2 separate regions of the Homo sapiens genome follow, and region 1 is linked to region 2. Evidence: read pairs that join two places in POLR2A ChIA-PET (ENCODE). Cell type or tissue: OCI-LY7. All regions are shown on one strand. Each heading gives the region's core, and the rest is flanking DNA. Links, peaks and the distances in the headings are about the cores only.

The links. Peaks named below come from ENCODE experiments on the same cell type or tissue, not always from the same donor. Only the 100,000 strongest peaks of a DNase experiment are listed, where the experiment ranks them.
Region 1: POLR2A ChIA-PET joins it to region 2 with 5 read pairs; 2 of 35 experiments call an interaction of 5 or more read pairs at or near these places.

Annotation. Positions count from the first base shown.
Region 1 is chr7:107,141,887-107,149,611 of GRCh38, reverse strand. It overlaps PRKAR2B (protein kinase cAMP-dependent type II regulatory subunit beta), which reads right to left. Exons shown (of 11, transcript NM_002736.3): 6 at 3,151-3,304. Among named protein-coding and RNA genes, the nearest start is that of HBP1, 23 kb to the left of the region's middle. In OCI-LY7, for the core only: no CTCF peak of the experiment used is centred there; no DNase peak of the experiment used is centred there; H3K4me3 peaks cover 204 bases; H3K27ac peaks cover 2,055 bases.
Region 2 is chr7:106,613,502-106,621,226 of GRCh38, reverse strand. No RefSeq gene overlaps it. Among named protein-coding and RNA genes, the nearest start is that of CTB-30L5.1, 19 kb to the right of the region's middle. In OCI-LY7, for the core only: no CTCF peak of the experiment used is centred there; no DNase peak of the experiment used is centred there.

The DNA of each region.
Region 1 (7,725 bases), core at 2,184-6,183, 530 kb before region 2:
GGTGGAGCCTTTGGAAGATGGTTAGGTCATGAGGCTGGAGCCCTCATGAATGGGATTAATGTCCTTATAAAAGAGATCCCAATGAGCTCCCTTGCCCCTTCCACCATGTGAGAACACAAGTAGAAGACGCTGTCTGTTAAACAGGAAAACAAGCCCTCACCAGACACCGAATCTTCTGGTGCCTTGATCTTGGACTTCTCAGCGTCCAGACCATGAGAAATAAATGTATGCTGCTTAAGCCACCCATTCTATAACAGTCTGTCATAGCACCCCAAAAGGACTAAGACACTAGGAAATTAAACATCTTGTTTCCCAATTTGGTATTGGCTGTAATTTGGACTTGTTTTACTCCTAATACTTTTTTTAAAAGAAAATTTTACAAGATAATTAGCACAAATATTGAAATTATTTCCAAGCCTGGCTCTGCATCAGAATAAGCTATAGTATTAAAAAAGATTTCTGAGACACCAGACCTTAATGACTCAAGATCTCTGCATGTAGGGCTCAATAATTCATAAATGCTCCCAAAGTGATTCTGATATGTAATCAGGTTTGGAAATCAGGTATAACACCATTGTATGGACAGCGGTTATTGCAAAACAGAGAAGACTCAAAATAGCTTAATGATTTAGAAACTAATCATAATCAGTTATATCTCTCAGAAAGAATTTTCCATTAGTAACCTACCTCTTCACACCCACTGTGACATATAAAGTCCAGAATTTCAAATACTTTCATCCTGAAGCCATTTCAAAAATCACCTTTCCAAATCATCAGTATAGTCACGTAGATCATGTTAGCCCTAAGGCTAATAGTGACCAAATATTATTTACAGAGTGAGACTATTCTGCAATGGACTTTTCTCTTGGGCTTTTTTTGCTTATCTTTACACACCTGTATTTATAAGGCAGACCTCCAGTCTGTTGACCTTAAAAGAAAAATTTATTTTCTACTCGACTCTCCCTGAGAAGGAGTTATTATAATTAGTCAAGTCACCCTTAAAAAGTAGGCTTGAAATACTAAGTAATTATGTTAATTATTCTAACTTTTTTAGAAAGCTATTATATGTCAGGAGGATTATCACAAACTGCCCATTTTTATAAAATTTAATAACATGTATAGACTACTAAAAAGCTCTGAAAATGCTTAATCCTATCTTAGGAACTTAAGTAGTACGTGCACTAGGAAATTCTGGGTCTTTTATACCCCATTAAAGTTTCTACAAGGGCTAAAAACTATCAGTATTCAAAGAGGCCAACCTATAAAACAGTTGATCTTATTCTGAAGATGTGCAAGGAGGCAGTTTCCTCACTGTGTGACAATCTGACAATCTGAATCTGAACGGCAACCCCATTGGAATGACTACATTTGAAAAGTAAACCTTCCTGAATAAAACAGGTCATGGCAGATGCTAGATTTATCCCACCACTTTAATTACAGGCAGACAAAGACTTCTGTGGGTGAAGGACTGTCCTGGTTTGAAGTTTTTTCTTTGCTGGCTTTGGGTATTCAAATCACTGACAGTTCTTTCCTTTTCCTGAGACAATTCAGCTTTTCCTCTAAACCTTAAAAAAGTGACTCATCACATTTTTAAATAAGTATATAATAACTGGTTCCAATTAAAAGAAATGTAAAATGTCTTGTCTCTTTGATCAAGAGATATTTTTTATCAGCTGAATTGACTTCAGAGTCAAATGCTGAACTGTGACTAAATAATGTGTGACTTCCACAATGCTATATACAGTAGTCCTTGGAAATGAGACTTTTAACAGACTTCATATTTACTTCAACCTCTTCTCTTTCCACAAAAGGATTTGAGAGAAATAACCCAATAAATGCATGTCAAAACTAGTGGGTGGGCTATTTTCAACAATTTTAAAAGAAAATACATATACTGTAAACATTTCCCTAAATCGATGCTGTTTAAGGTTTGGCCTGACATCAGGCAGTACTGCCATCTCCTGGGAGCTGATGAGAAATGCAAAAATCACGGGCCTCACCCCAGAACCACTGAATCAGAATCTGCATTTTAACTGGATTCCCAGGTGATTTGTAAGCATATTAAAGTTTGAGAATCACTACCTTAAATACAATCCTCCAGAAGGAGCTTTAGTAGTGCCTAATAATTTGCATCCTATCATATGTGAAAATATTGCCCGAATGTATCTTTAAACCAGCTTTTAAGTCTTGCGGGAATACCACATTAAGAAATGTATTTAAAAGTACTAATGCTCAGGTCCCAGTGCTGAAGATTCTGATCAATTTGCCCATGGTGAGGTCTAGGTAAGAGGATTTTTTTTGAGACAGAGTCTCGCTCTGTCGCCCAGGCTGGAGTGCAGTGGTGCAATCTCAGCTTCACTGCAAGCTCCGCCTCCCGGGTTCATGCCATTCTCCTGCCTCAGCCTCCTGAGTAGCTGGGACTACAGGCACCCACGACCGTGCCCGGCTAATTTTTTGTATTTTTAGTAGAGACGGGGTTTCACCGTGGTCTCGATCTCCTGACCTCGTGGCTAGGTAAGAGGATTTTAAAAAAATACTCCAGGTAATTCTGATGTGGGGCACATGAGCACAGCCACCAAGCATTTTTTCCCTACACAACTGCTTTTAAATGCAGAGTAGTTACCAATCAATTTATAGCACCAAGAGCATCCTTTTATACTGGTTTCTCAAACTCCGAATTTCTGATGCAGTAGGTCAGAATCAGTGGGTGGGGCCCCAGAATGGGCATTTCTAAAAAGTTCCCAAGTGATACAGCTGCCAGTGTTCAGGGGACCACACTCTGGGAGCCACAACTTTATCAGATTATAATACTTACCTCAGAAAGCTATCTGAGAAAAAGTACTTAAGGCTGTGTTTGTATGGCTGGTTATTTTCTAAGAGTGGGTAAGACAGGAGCATTCTGAATCTGAGTGTCTTTCCTGGGCCACCAGGTCCCAAGCTCCTGACTGGACTGGAGGAGTGGGGGCAATGACATCAGGATCTGACTTAGTGAAGTCTTAGTGCCCTACAGTTCAGCATTCAGTGGCTGCTTAATAAATTACCTGATGACTGATGATCTTTAAATTAAAATACTACATGCGGCAATTTGTAACACCGTCATAGCAATTGCTACAAATCATAACATTCAGGTCAAATAAGTATTTTACTCACCAAACCCCACAGAGCACCAGGAGAGGTAGCAGTGATTGTAGCTGCTCTGGGTGTATTGTACATTAAGGCCAGTTCGCCGAAACTCCCACGATTATCATAGTTACCAACACATCTTCCAACACCATCACATTTCACATAAATATCAAATGTGCCTCTGTTGGACATATGTAGATTGGAGGTTAATTCAAATAAAATATCATTAAAATAAAACATTATTTCAGAAAAGAGCCCTGTGAAATAAAAATCTTATTTCCAGCCTGTTATCCCCTCCGATGACAATAAAGGGGAATCAATCTGTGCCATCTGTTCCAGACCATGTGCCTGCTGGGAAAAATGGGACTAAACAATAAAAATTTGGAATAAGGAATGATAAAACTATAACTAAAGACTACAACCAAATAGTATATGCATAAAAAACCATCTGGAGAGGCCGGGTCTCACACCTGTAATCACAGCACTTTGGGAGGCTGAGGCGGGTGGATCACCTGAGGTTAGGAGTTTGAGACCAGCCTGGCCAACATGGTGAAACCCTGTCTCTATTAAAAATACAAAATATTAGCCGGGTGTGATGGCGGGATCCCATAATCTCAGCTACTCGGGAGGCTGAGGCAGGAGAATCACTTGAACCTGGGAGACGGAGGTTGCAGTGAGCCGAGATTGTGCCACTGCACTCCAGCCTGGGTGACAAGAGCAAAACTCCAACTCAAAAAAAAAAAAAAAAAAAAAAATCATCTGAAGAGGCTGGGTGTGGTGGCTTACTTACATCTGTAATTCCAGCAATTTGGAAGTCCAAGGTAAGAGGATCACTTGAGCCTAGGAGTTCAAGACCAGCCTGGGCAACATAGCAAGATCCCATCTCTATAAAAAATTAACCTTAAAAAAAGAAAGAAAATCATCTGAAGAAACATTTATCAAATCACTGACTGTAGTTATCTAAAAGCATAAGAATAGTGAGGGATTCTAGGCATATTCGCTATCTAATTTAAGAGTTTCTGTTTGTAACATGAACATATTATTACTTTTGTGATCAGAAGAAAATAACTTTTTAAAAAGAATCTAGCTATAGCAATTTGGTTAGCCACTACTCTACAAAACTTACTAGGGTCCTTTATAATCTATAGCAGACGTTGGCAAACTATAGCCCACAAACTGGCTATCTGCTTTTGTAAATAAAGTTTCACTGCAATATAAACACTCTTGTTTGTTTATGTGTTATCTATGGCTGGTTTTATGCTACAACTGCAGAGTTGAGTAGTTACAACAGAGAACATATTGGCCTGCAAAGCCAAAAATATTTACTCTCTGGCCCTTTACTTTAGATCAACCCCCATTCTAAAGTTAAAAAGTAGAAATTCAGACTAGATATCTAACTCTGGTCTTTTTATAGTTTTTTGGTGCTTATCTTTTAACTGGGGTTCTTTTTCTAGGCAAATAAGGTTCAGTTTGCATGTCACTGCACTTCCTATTACCCAGACCCTATATTCACGTAAACTGCATTCTTTGTGTGGATGACTGACTTTCCGCATACTGTATTTTATCAGAGAACATGCTTTCAAGGCTTGCACCTGTGAGGGCAGATAGAAAAAATTCTTTGGCTTTATTCTGTTGACTAAACCCTAACACAGACAAAGAGTGGGGACGTGCTGCTAAAAAAAAAAAAAAAAAAAAAAAAAAAGTGGCTTTTAACATTAGAAAATTATTATGGGCCAGGCCTGGTACCTCATGCCTGTAATTCCAATGTTTTGGGAGGCCAAGGTGGGAGGATTTGAATCCAGGAGTTCAAGACCAGCCTGGGCAACATAGCAAGACTCTGTCTCTACAAAAAACCAAAAAATTAGTCAAGTATGGTGGCACATGCCTGTACTCCTAGCTACTTGGAAGGCTGAGGCAAGAGGATCGCTTGGGCCCAGGAGTTCAAGGCTGCAGTGAGCTGTGACTGCACCACTGCACTCGAGCCTAGGCAAGAAAGTGAGACACTCTCCCTGCCCCTCCAAAAAAGAAAGAAAAGGATTATTAATAATAAAGAAGCAATAACAGCAGAAACATGATAGACAGAAGAAAATAATTGGCTTTCATGGCCAGGCACAGTGGTTCACGCCTGTAATCCCAGAACTTTAGGAGGCCAAGGTGGGCAGATCACAAGGTCAGGAGTTTGAGACCAGCCTGGCCAACATGGTGAAACCCCGTCTCTACTAAAAATACAAAAAAATTAGCCAGGCGTGGTGGCAGTCACCTGTAATCCCAGCTACTCGGGAGGTTGAGGAAGAAGAATCACCTGAACCCAGGAGGACAGTGGGTGCAGTGAGCTGAGATTGCGCCACTGCACTCCAGCCTGGGCAACAAGAGCAAGACTCCGCCTCAAAAATAAATAAATAAATAAATAAATAAATAAATAAATAAATAAATAAGAAAAGAATTGGTTTTCAATGTCATTCACGGATAGAATGACTGTTTCAAGGGAAACTACTAGAATTTGTCCCATGGATAATCATTTTTCAAGTACAGGGTTAGTTTCCCTCATCCAAAATTCTTGGGACCAGAAGTGTTATAGATTTTAGATATTTTCAGATTTTAGAATATTTGCATATATAGAATGAGGTATCTTGGGAATGAGACCCAAGTCTAAATACAAAATCAGTTTATGTTTCATATATACCTTATACACACAGCCTCAATATAATTTTATTTAATATTTTGAGTAATTTTGTACATGAAACCAAATTTGTGTACATTGAACCACCAGAAAGCAAAGGTGTCATTATCTCAACCACCCATGTGGACAATCTGTGGTTGTTCAGCATTACCATCATTCCTGACTCTGAATTTATATGCTACCAATAAGCCATCATTTTTTACTTGTATTCACACATAAGTACTTAACAGTAAAAAATAAGACATACCATTAACACAGTAAAAACTAATGTGTTTGGGGCAACTAAGCAGCATAGTAGCATCCCCAGAATACCTGCACCAGCTGCCAAACAAGAGCAACCACAAACAATGGCAGGCTTGCAGTCTCCACCTACAATGCTATATTCTGATTAAAGTTACTGTACCTCGTACACTAACCCCTTCGGGGATGCTGAATAAGCTGTTGTGTGCCTGCATTTTGACTGTAAACCATCACATGAGGTCAGGTGTGGAATTTCCACTTGTGCCATCATGTTGATGCTCAAAATGCTTTGGAGTTTGGAGAATTTCAGATTTTCAGACTAGCAATGCTGTACAGATTAAACTCTTCGATTTACACTATTTATACTTTTGCGCTGAAACTGTTCTCTACACTCGGCTACTTTGAATAGGGTAAAACAAAGCCAAATGTGCCGAGGAGAAGTAAAATGAGCTATCAGTCCAGTTGAAATCACATCAGTCTAAAATCTGTTAAAATACCGCAGGCTAGGCCAGGCACACTGACTTACACCTGTAAACCCACCACTTTGGGAAGCCAAGGCAGGCGGATTACCTGAAGGCAGGAGTTCGAGACCAGCCCGACCAACATGGTGATACCTTGTCTCTACTGAAAATACAAAAATTAGCTGGGTGTGGTGGCGGGTACCTGTAGTCCCAGCTACTCCGCAGGCTGAGGCAGGAGAATCGCTTGAAACTGGGAGGCAGAGGTTGCAGTGGGTCGAGATCGCACCACTGCACTCCAGCCTGGGCAACAGAGCAAGACTGTTTAAAAAAAAAAAACAAACAAAAAATCTTGGGCTGTTTTTTTCACACAGACTTCTTCTCTGATAATACAAGGCCTCCGGCAGGCAAGAACCTCCAGAAAGAACATGAACAGGGCAGGAGACCTGGCTGTGGAGTTGGCTCTACGCCAGTCATTTGGGTGATCTGAACCAAGTGCTGTCACTTCTGTGGGCCTGCATGTTCTCATCTACCAAATGGGTGACTAGGATCTAACTGAAAAGGGAATACACTATATACAAATGTAAGGCAGTTTTGAAAGTCAAAAATCCCCACTAAATGGTTAAGATCATAGAGGGTTAGGGCTTCTCATACACCTCTACAATTAAACACACTTAGGTGCATTTCTGAGGTGTTTCAGTGATGATAGCTATTAATGATATAAAAATCATTACTTTGATTCACATATAGATAACTGGTTTATTCTATTCTAAAATCCTGGCTAGTGCTTCAGCCACAGGTCACCAGGAATTTGGGATGAGGGAATGGGAGAATCAGTGACAACTCTTGATTTAAACAGCATGCTCGACTGACGCATGAAAGATACCACCCACAGAGCCAAAATAACGAAATGAGGCTTCAGGAGACCAAAGAGGTCATTTTCACCAAGACCTCTGAGGTGAACACAACCCAGCCCAGAGAGCAAACGTAACCCAGTAAGTCAGGCTGGGAGAGGACCTGCGTTCCACACACAAGGGGAGGGGTCAGGGATGCCAATTGTCTCATGAACACTTATCATTGTTTTACAAAAGTGAAGAAATAAGGACTCAGCTCAGGCTGCTCTGCTGTTAGATTTCAGGATTCATCTATTGCATAAGGCATATTGTTCTATGATGAGGTAAAGCACAACTTAAATTTCCTGAAAACAGATTTTCAACATAAATG
Region 2 (7,725 bases), core at 2,486-6,485:
CTTTTGTGAAAGGGTCAATTGATGCAGCAAACTTCATTGCTGTCCTATTTTAAGAAATTACCATAGCCACCCCAACCTTCAGCAACCATAATGCTGATCAGTCAGCAGCCATTGACATGGAGGCAAGACCCTCTACCAGCAAAAAGATTAGGACTTGCTCAAGGCTGAGATGATTGTTAATATTTTTTAGCAACAAAGTATTTTAAATTGAGGTATGCACATTTTTAGATACAATGGTATTGCACACTTAATACGCTACAATGTAATGTAAATATAACTTTTATATTCACTGGAACACAAAAAATTTATGTGACTCACTTTATTGCGATATTCTCTTTATTGCAGTGGTCTGGAACCAAACTTGCAATATTTCCAAAGTATGACTGTATTATGATTTACTTTCCAAACTTATTTCTCTCTGCCTTTATGTGTTACTGTGTCTCAAAGGTGAGGGCTTTTGTAGGTCAAAATGTCATTCATATGTGGTATAAACTATCTAAAAATGCAATATTTTTATTCTGTCTTTGGGAAAAGCAACCTTCTCTTTTTTTTTAACCCTTCTCTTTATTAAACATATAAAAAAAGACTACTTATAAGTAACTGATCAAATGAGTTACTAAATTTAGTGCTAGAGATTATTGAGAACTGGAATCCATATTGTGGTTCGGCACACAAAGAGCTAGTGAGAATTTCCTCATTTCATGCATTGAAGTTATATTTATTGCACACCTTCGGTGTCAGGTACTGTTAGGCTTCGGTATACAGTGATGAACCATACATACCTGGTCTATATTTGCATGACACTTAAAGCTTTAAACAAACACAAAAGTTACATGTATAATTATAAATTGTGTTAAGTGCCATGAAATAAAAGACAAGGATCCATGGAGAGAATTACATGCAGGACAAAATTTTAGATTGGGGGATTGTCAAAGCAAGTGCCTGTGGGGAAGAGGCACTTCAACTTTGGCCATTGGTATGCTAGGAGCTAGCCAGGCAGAGTGGGTACAAAGTGCACTGTAAGAAGGTTGGTAAGAATGGATCTAGTTTAAGGAACCAGGAGAAGAGTGTGGACACAATCACTGAAATAAGGGAAGCATGAGGCAAGATGGCATTAGAATGGGTACCTCCTTAGGAACTAGAGGGCCTTGTCAGGTTACAGATCCTATATGTTATTATAAAGGGTACAGTGGGGACCTTAGGAATGTTTTAGAATAATCTCATTAGATTCAGGATTGTTAGATGGCATTCTAGCTGCTGTGTAAATCAGGTATTGGGGCTGAAGTGGGAAGGATGAGGGGGCACAGAGGTTAAGAAAGAAAGCAGCAAGATCAGTTGGAGTGTGGTGAGAGATCAGGTGACTTGGCTTAGGGTGATGGTGGTGGAAAGAAACAGAGGCAGAGCTGAAAGTATTTGGTGATGGACAGATCGTAGGAGGGATTGATGGGGGAGGGATGAAGAATGACTTTCAGGCTTTGTGCTTGAGCAGCTGGGAGGGGCAGGACATCATAAGGGTGGTCTTAAGTTGGTTGTAGATTTCAATTGCTGCTATTTTTGGTATTATTTAATATATTTAGAGAATTTTGGTTAGAATTTTGTTTTGTTTCTATCCAATTGCTTAGTTGTTACCATCTCAATTGGTCAGAAGATTGTCTCTAATTCCTCGCTGTCATCAAGATCTTTTCACACTGGAATATGAAACTAGTGGGTTATGTACACCATCTTTTGCTCTGTCTTTAGTTGCAATCACAAATCTTTTTTTTTTTCTTGTAGAGATGGGGTCTTGCTACGTGGCCCAGTCTGGTCTCGAACTCCTGACCACAAGTGCACAAACTTTTAATTGCCATGCTTTAGAAGAATCTCCCACTCCAATGAAATTGGTTTCCTCACTGTTTACTGAACATTTTCCCGTCTTTTTTTCTTCACATTTGCTCTTGTCTGAAATGCCCTTCCCCTTCCTGCCTACCTATTAGAAGTCTGACCATCCTTTAAGATTCAGCTCATGTCTACTGCTTATGAGAAGGTTTTACTGACCACCAGCTCACTGGGCTTCTGACACATCATGGTTGCTTTGCAATCTTAGTTTTCTTTGCATGAGTGTAAGATTACCCCCAAAAGATTCCAATTTCCTTGAAGACCCCAAGGTGGAGTCTTTATTGGCCCTACAGAAGCTTTCAGGAAATCTATCACATAGTCAAAGCTCAAATAATGTTTCTTGGTCAGTGGTTAAAGTCATGTCAAGTCAGGTGGGAGAGGAGGCTACTGGAGGAGTTATTCTGGGTCAGACAGGACCTAAAACAGGCCTCATCACACTAGAAGTTGAAGGCATTCTACTACCTGGCTACATATAAATAATATTAAATTTCTAACGTATTCTACACATAAGACAAAATAATTGGGTTTATGGCCTCTGTTCTTGCCTATCTATCAATGATTGGAGATTGAACTTGAAGAGAAAGCAAATTTTAGATCTTGTGATATTTCCATACTATTTGTTACTGTACTTTCTAGAGCCATGCTGTCCATTTTTGTTTTTCATTCTCTGAGACACATTTATCAAGACAGCTCCTGGGCATGAGTCCAAAAAACAGTTTCAAGAATTCAGGGAATTAAATAGCACCAACCAAATTTTCAGTTGCAACAGTAGTTATTAAGTAGAGCTCATTTAATTCCAGGCTATGATCTGGACCAAGGAAAATTAACTCTTGCCTTTTTGAAGTCTCACTGTTTGTGGAGCTGGGACACCAAAGTCATGTCTGTTTGAATTTTTGATAGCCTAATCCTCCACCCAAGGTATGCTAAATTATGACACATGCATCTTTAAGCCACATATAAAGTAACCTTCCTTCGAGAATTTGGGGAATTTTCAAAATACTCTGGAGGCCACTTACAAGTATCATAAAACCAGTACCTATAATCTTTTGGTTTAGGAAATTGAAGTAAAAATATGAAGGATAAAGTCAATGCAAACAAAATCAATTTTTACATTGCATTTAATTGTCCTCTTTCCAGAAAGCAATTCATTGAGAATCCCCTAAACTGGATTACTCTCCTTTTTTGTCTGGGGGTGGGGTCTCAATATCTAGCACATTGGTTCTTAACTCCAGCCCAGATCAGAATTACTTGCAGAACTAGTTCCCAGGCAGCAGGGTGATCGTAACGTGCAGCCAGGGTTCAAGACCAAGGCAGCTAACCTAAATAAGGCAGCTGTAATGAGTATGCTTCTATCTAAATCCAGTGAAACAGGAATCCTTCTGGCAGCCTTTATTATAACAGCTGCAGCCTAGAAACAACACAAATACCTACACACAGTGGTATGGATAACTAAATTGTGGAATACTCATACAAAAGAATAGGATACAGAAATGAAAATTGCTAAGTTACTATTGTATCAAACAGCATGGATACAACCCCAGTAATGTTGAGTGAAAGAAGCAAGACATAAAGGAACACATACTGTTTCATTCCAGTTTTATTAACTTCAAACACAGGCAAATCTAATCTATAGTGTTAGAAGTCAGGGTATTGGTTAAGTTGGGGGAGGGAGATGGAGGCAGTAATTGAGAGTGATCACAAGGGAAAGATTCCATGGTGCTGGTAATAGTCTATTTTTTAAGCGTTGTGGAAGTTAGAGGCCAAAGGTTATACAAAATAAAATATGTTTTCATTTTATCATTTCAGTATGTTCTAAAATCTATACACTGAAATGATTAAAGAGGTTCACCTATAATATCAAACACTATAATATTTTGGAGGAAGATATTTGGTTAAAAAATAGTAATAAGATTTTACAGTGACATTTATCATTGTGGGTCTTGATTTTCTACTAGTTCTTGGTCTTTTAATATAATGTGATCTTGGAGACAGACCTACTTAAGACAATACTTTTCAAGTTAATTCCAGCAAATGGGGTCTAAGATAAATCTGCTCATTTAATTCTTCTCCAAAGTAAATAGCCTATGATATAAAGCCATTTATATAATTTTCAAATAACTATAATATCTTATGAATTCATATTGCAATATAGACCTGGGCAGCATTAACACTGGGCTATTTTAAACCCTCTTAATACCCTGAGAGTACCTAATAAATTTGTGAATTGAAATATGTTATTGAAGATGATGATATCCTGGACTAAATTATTTAATTCATTTATGAGTGTTATTATTTTCTGATTATAACAGTAATAGGTTTGTTGTAAAAAAAAAAAGTTGAAAAATAATTAAAAAATTAAAAATGCTTATAATTCAGCCACTTAGAGGTAAGCACTTTTATTACACTGTGGTATAATTCTCTGGGAAAAAGAAAGGATGTGTATATGCATGCATTTAAACAAAATTAGCTACACAGCTTTGACTCACTCCCACTTTTTTCATTTAGTGATATAGTGTAAGCATTTTCCTGAGTCATAAATGTTCTTCAGAGGTATGAATCTTAGATGTTAATTTCTTTAAACTCTATTGTTGGAGTTTTAGGTTATTTCCATCTTCTTGCTTCCATTAGATGCTAAGAATGGAATGAGCATTGTTTGGTGGAGAAAACAGGCTGAAGACAGGCAGGGAATGTGCAGGGGAGGATCTTGCATAGCCAAGCTTTGCAATGGCTTATACCTTGTTGTCAGTGTTTGCACCCTTCTCTGGCTCCTCTTCACCTTCTTTTTTTCCTCCCACCCTCTCCATACCTACCCATACCTCTTCCTCTTCCCCCTCTTCTTTTCCCCCTCCTCCTCCTCCCTCCTCTTCCTCTCTCTCCTTCTTCTCCATTCCAGCCACACTGACTTCCTTGCTATCAATACACCAGGTCCTTTTCTGCCCTCAGGAATTTTTGGCTCTGTCTGCCTGAATTACTTTTCTCTCCTGTCACAAGTGTCTCCTTCATGCCTTTACTTCCTTGAGGGGCTAAATAATTGTCCCCAGGTCAGATACCTAGAGGGTGAGTCCAGGTCTTCTGACTTTGATTCTTTAATTAGGAGATAGCCCAGGGCTGGGATAGCCTGGTGAGAGTAGGGAGTGGGCCTGTAGGCTGGTCCTCTGTCCAGCTCTTATTTGACAGCCCATGGTGGCTGATTCATCTCTGTATTTAAGACATTCTTCCAGTATCTCCCTCTAGAAGAGAAAATACACAGAACTGTACATGTAATATTCAGTGTCAGGCACGGCGCACAGGTTTTCACGCACCATCTCAGTAAACCCTCATGTTGACCTCTCATGTGGGAGTTCTTATTCCAGTTTCCAGATAAGGAAACTGAGAACTTAGAGAAGTGAAGTGACTTCCTCTCACAATGAGTGATGCTTAGATAACCATTTGGGAAAAGTAGTAACAAGATATACTTAAGATTTCTAGTTCTCAACCAGGCCCTATTCTCTGGGCAATTTTGAGATTGTTGTCTAACAATTTTGGTGTTTCTCCTTCTGAAAAATAGAGATGACAAATTTATGCACCTTGTCTTTGATAGGTTGCTGGGAGGACCAGCTCACTGACAGATTAAAGTTACCAAGTTGAAGTGATGAGCTTGAATCCTTCTGCAGTCACACGTTTGGCCTAGCAGAGGTGAGAGGTGGGATTTCAGATGACTTTGACACTCTCCATCAACTCCTTTCCCCAGATCTGGCCATTTGTTCTCATTTCATTCCCAATTCTTTCTCTTTGTTCTTTTTAAACCATATTTCCCATATGTCTGCTCATTCCCTGTAATTTCTCCTCATGTCTAGCAATTGTCATTTCCCATATGTCCACATAAAATCTACCATCTAAGAAGAAAAAAAATCAGAAAACAAAACCAGAGAAGTAAGACTCAACATTAAAATGTAATTTAGAGTTAACATTTCCTCTCAAAATACAGCAGTAGGGACTGGATTTATATTCCTGCTGGAAATAACTAAGAAAGTAGACAAAGTACATGAAACAATTGTTCTCAAGACAAGATGTCAGTCAATGAAGGACAATGATCTTTGCGAGATGGGAAATAAATGAAGAGATCCATAAAATTGCCCTAACTTACTGACTGAACAAAGTTTTCAGGCCACGGTACAGAGAGGAGGAAATGAGGCCGAGTTGAGGAGTTTCCCTAAATTGTGGGGATGGAGTCAGTAGTCCATGGAGGCTGCTATATTTAATATCTAATGTGTATTAGGAAACTAGCTGAGACCAAGGGAAGAAACACCCAAAAGGATTAGAGGAAACAATACCCAGGATCACACGGGGCCAGGAATAATCCCTGTTCTCAATAGCTGGTGTGGAAGACCTCATAATTCACATGCCATTTGGTAGAATGCTAAGGAGAGTTTTGCCACAGCAGTGAAGAAAAATTATCCCTTCACTAACTACTGCTCTGGTCTTGCCTAAAAAGGCTTAAAAACAAGCCTGAGAGGTTAAAACTATTTCCAAGGAATTTAACTGAATCCCTAAACAAAGTTCAAGAATATTTATGAGAATACAAAAATATCCAGCACCGTCTAAAGTAAAACTCACAATGTTTGGCATCCAATCAGAAATTACCAGGCATGCAAACAAACAGGAAAATACAACACATAATAAGGGGGAAAATCAGACAGTCAAAACTGACCCAGGAATTATGCAGATAATAGAATTAGTAGAGAACATTAAAATGGTTATTTTAACCATATTCCACATGTTCAAGAAGTTAGAGTGCAGATTGAGCATGTTAAGTAAAGACATGCAAGTTAAGAAATCCAAAATAAACTTCTAGAGATGAAAACTATAATGACTAAAATTAAAAATCTAGTCTAAGATTACTAGGTAGGATCAATGAGAGATTAGACATTTCAGAATAAAAGATTAGAGAACTTGAAGACATAGCAATGGAAACCATCTAAAACAAAACACATAGAGAAAAGAATGCTTCAAGTGTAATTGGATCCCCAAGGGGTGAGACAGGCAGAAAAAATAAATAAATAATGGACAAGAATTTTTAAAGTTGATGAAAATTTTAAATGTATAGATTTAATAAGCCCAGTGAACTGCAAACACAGGAAAACATGAGGAAAACTATGCTAAGTCACTTCATAATCATGTTGCTTAAATTTAAAAATAAAAAGGGAATCTTAAAAGAACCTGGAGAAAAATACACAAATAAAAGCAGATTTCTCAACAGAACTGATACAATCAAGAATGCAATGGAGAAACATCTTTCAAATATATTTAAAAATTTTTTTGTGACCCTGGATTAGGCAGATTTCCTAGTTACAACACCAAAAGCATGATTCATTACAAAAAAATTGGACATTCTCAAACTAAGAACTTTTACTTTTTGGAAGACTTTTTAAAGTATTAAATGATAACACACAGGCTGGGAGAAAATATTTGCAAATGACCTATATGACAAGGGGCTTGTATCCAGAACATAACTCTCAAAACTCAATTTTGTGAAGATAATCCAATTAAAAATGGCAAAAGATTTGAACAAACACATTACCAAAGAAGATATATGAACGGCAAATAAGTGCATAAAAAGCTGCTGAACATTATAAGGCCTTAGGGGAAATGCAAATAAAAACTACAATGACATAACAATACACATCTTTTAGAATGTTTAAAAGACTGACCTACTAAATGATGTGGTAACTGGAACTCTCATGCACTGTTAATGGGATTGTGAAAATGCAACTATTATGGAAAACAGTTAGGTATTTTTTTAAAAAAATTTAAGCATGCACCCCGTATGTGACCCAATCTACTCCCAGGTATTGTCACTAAAAAGATCAA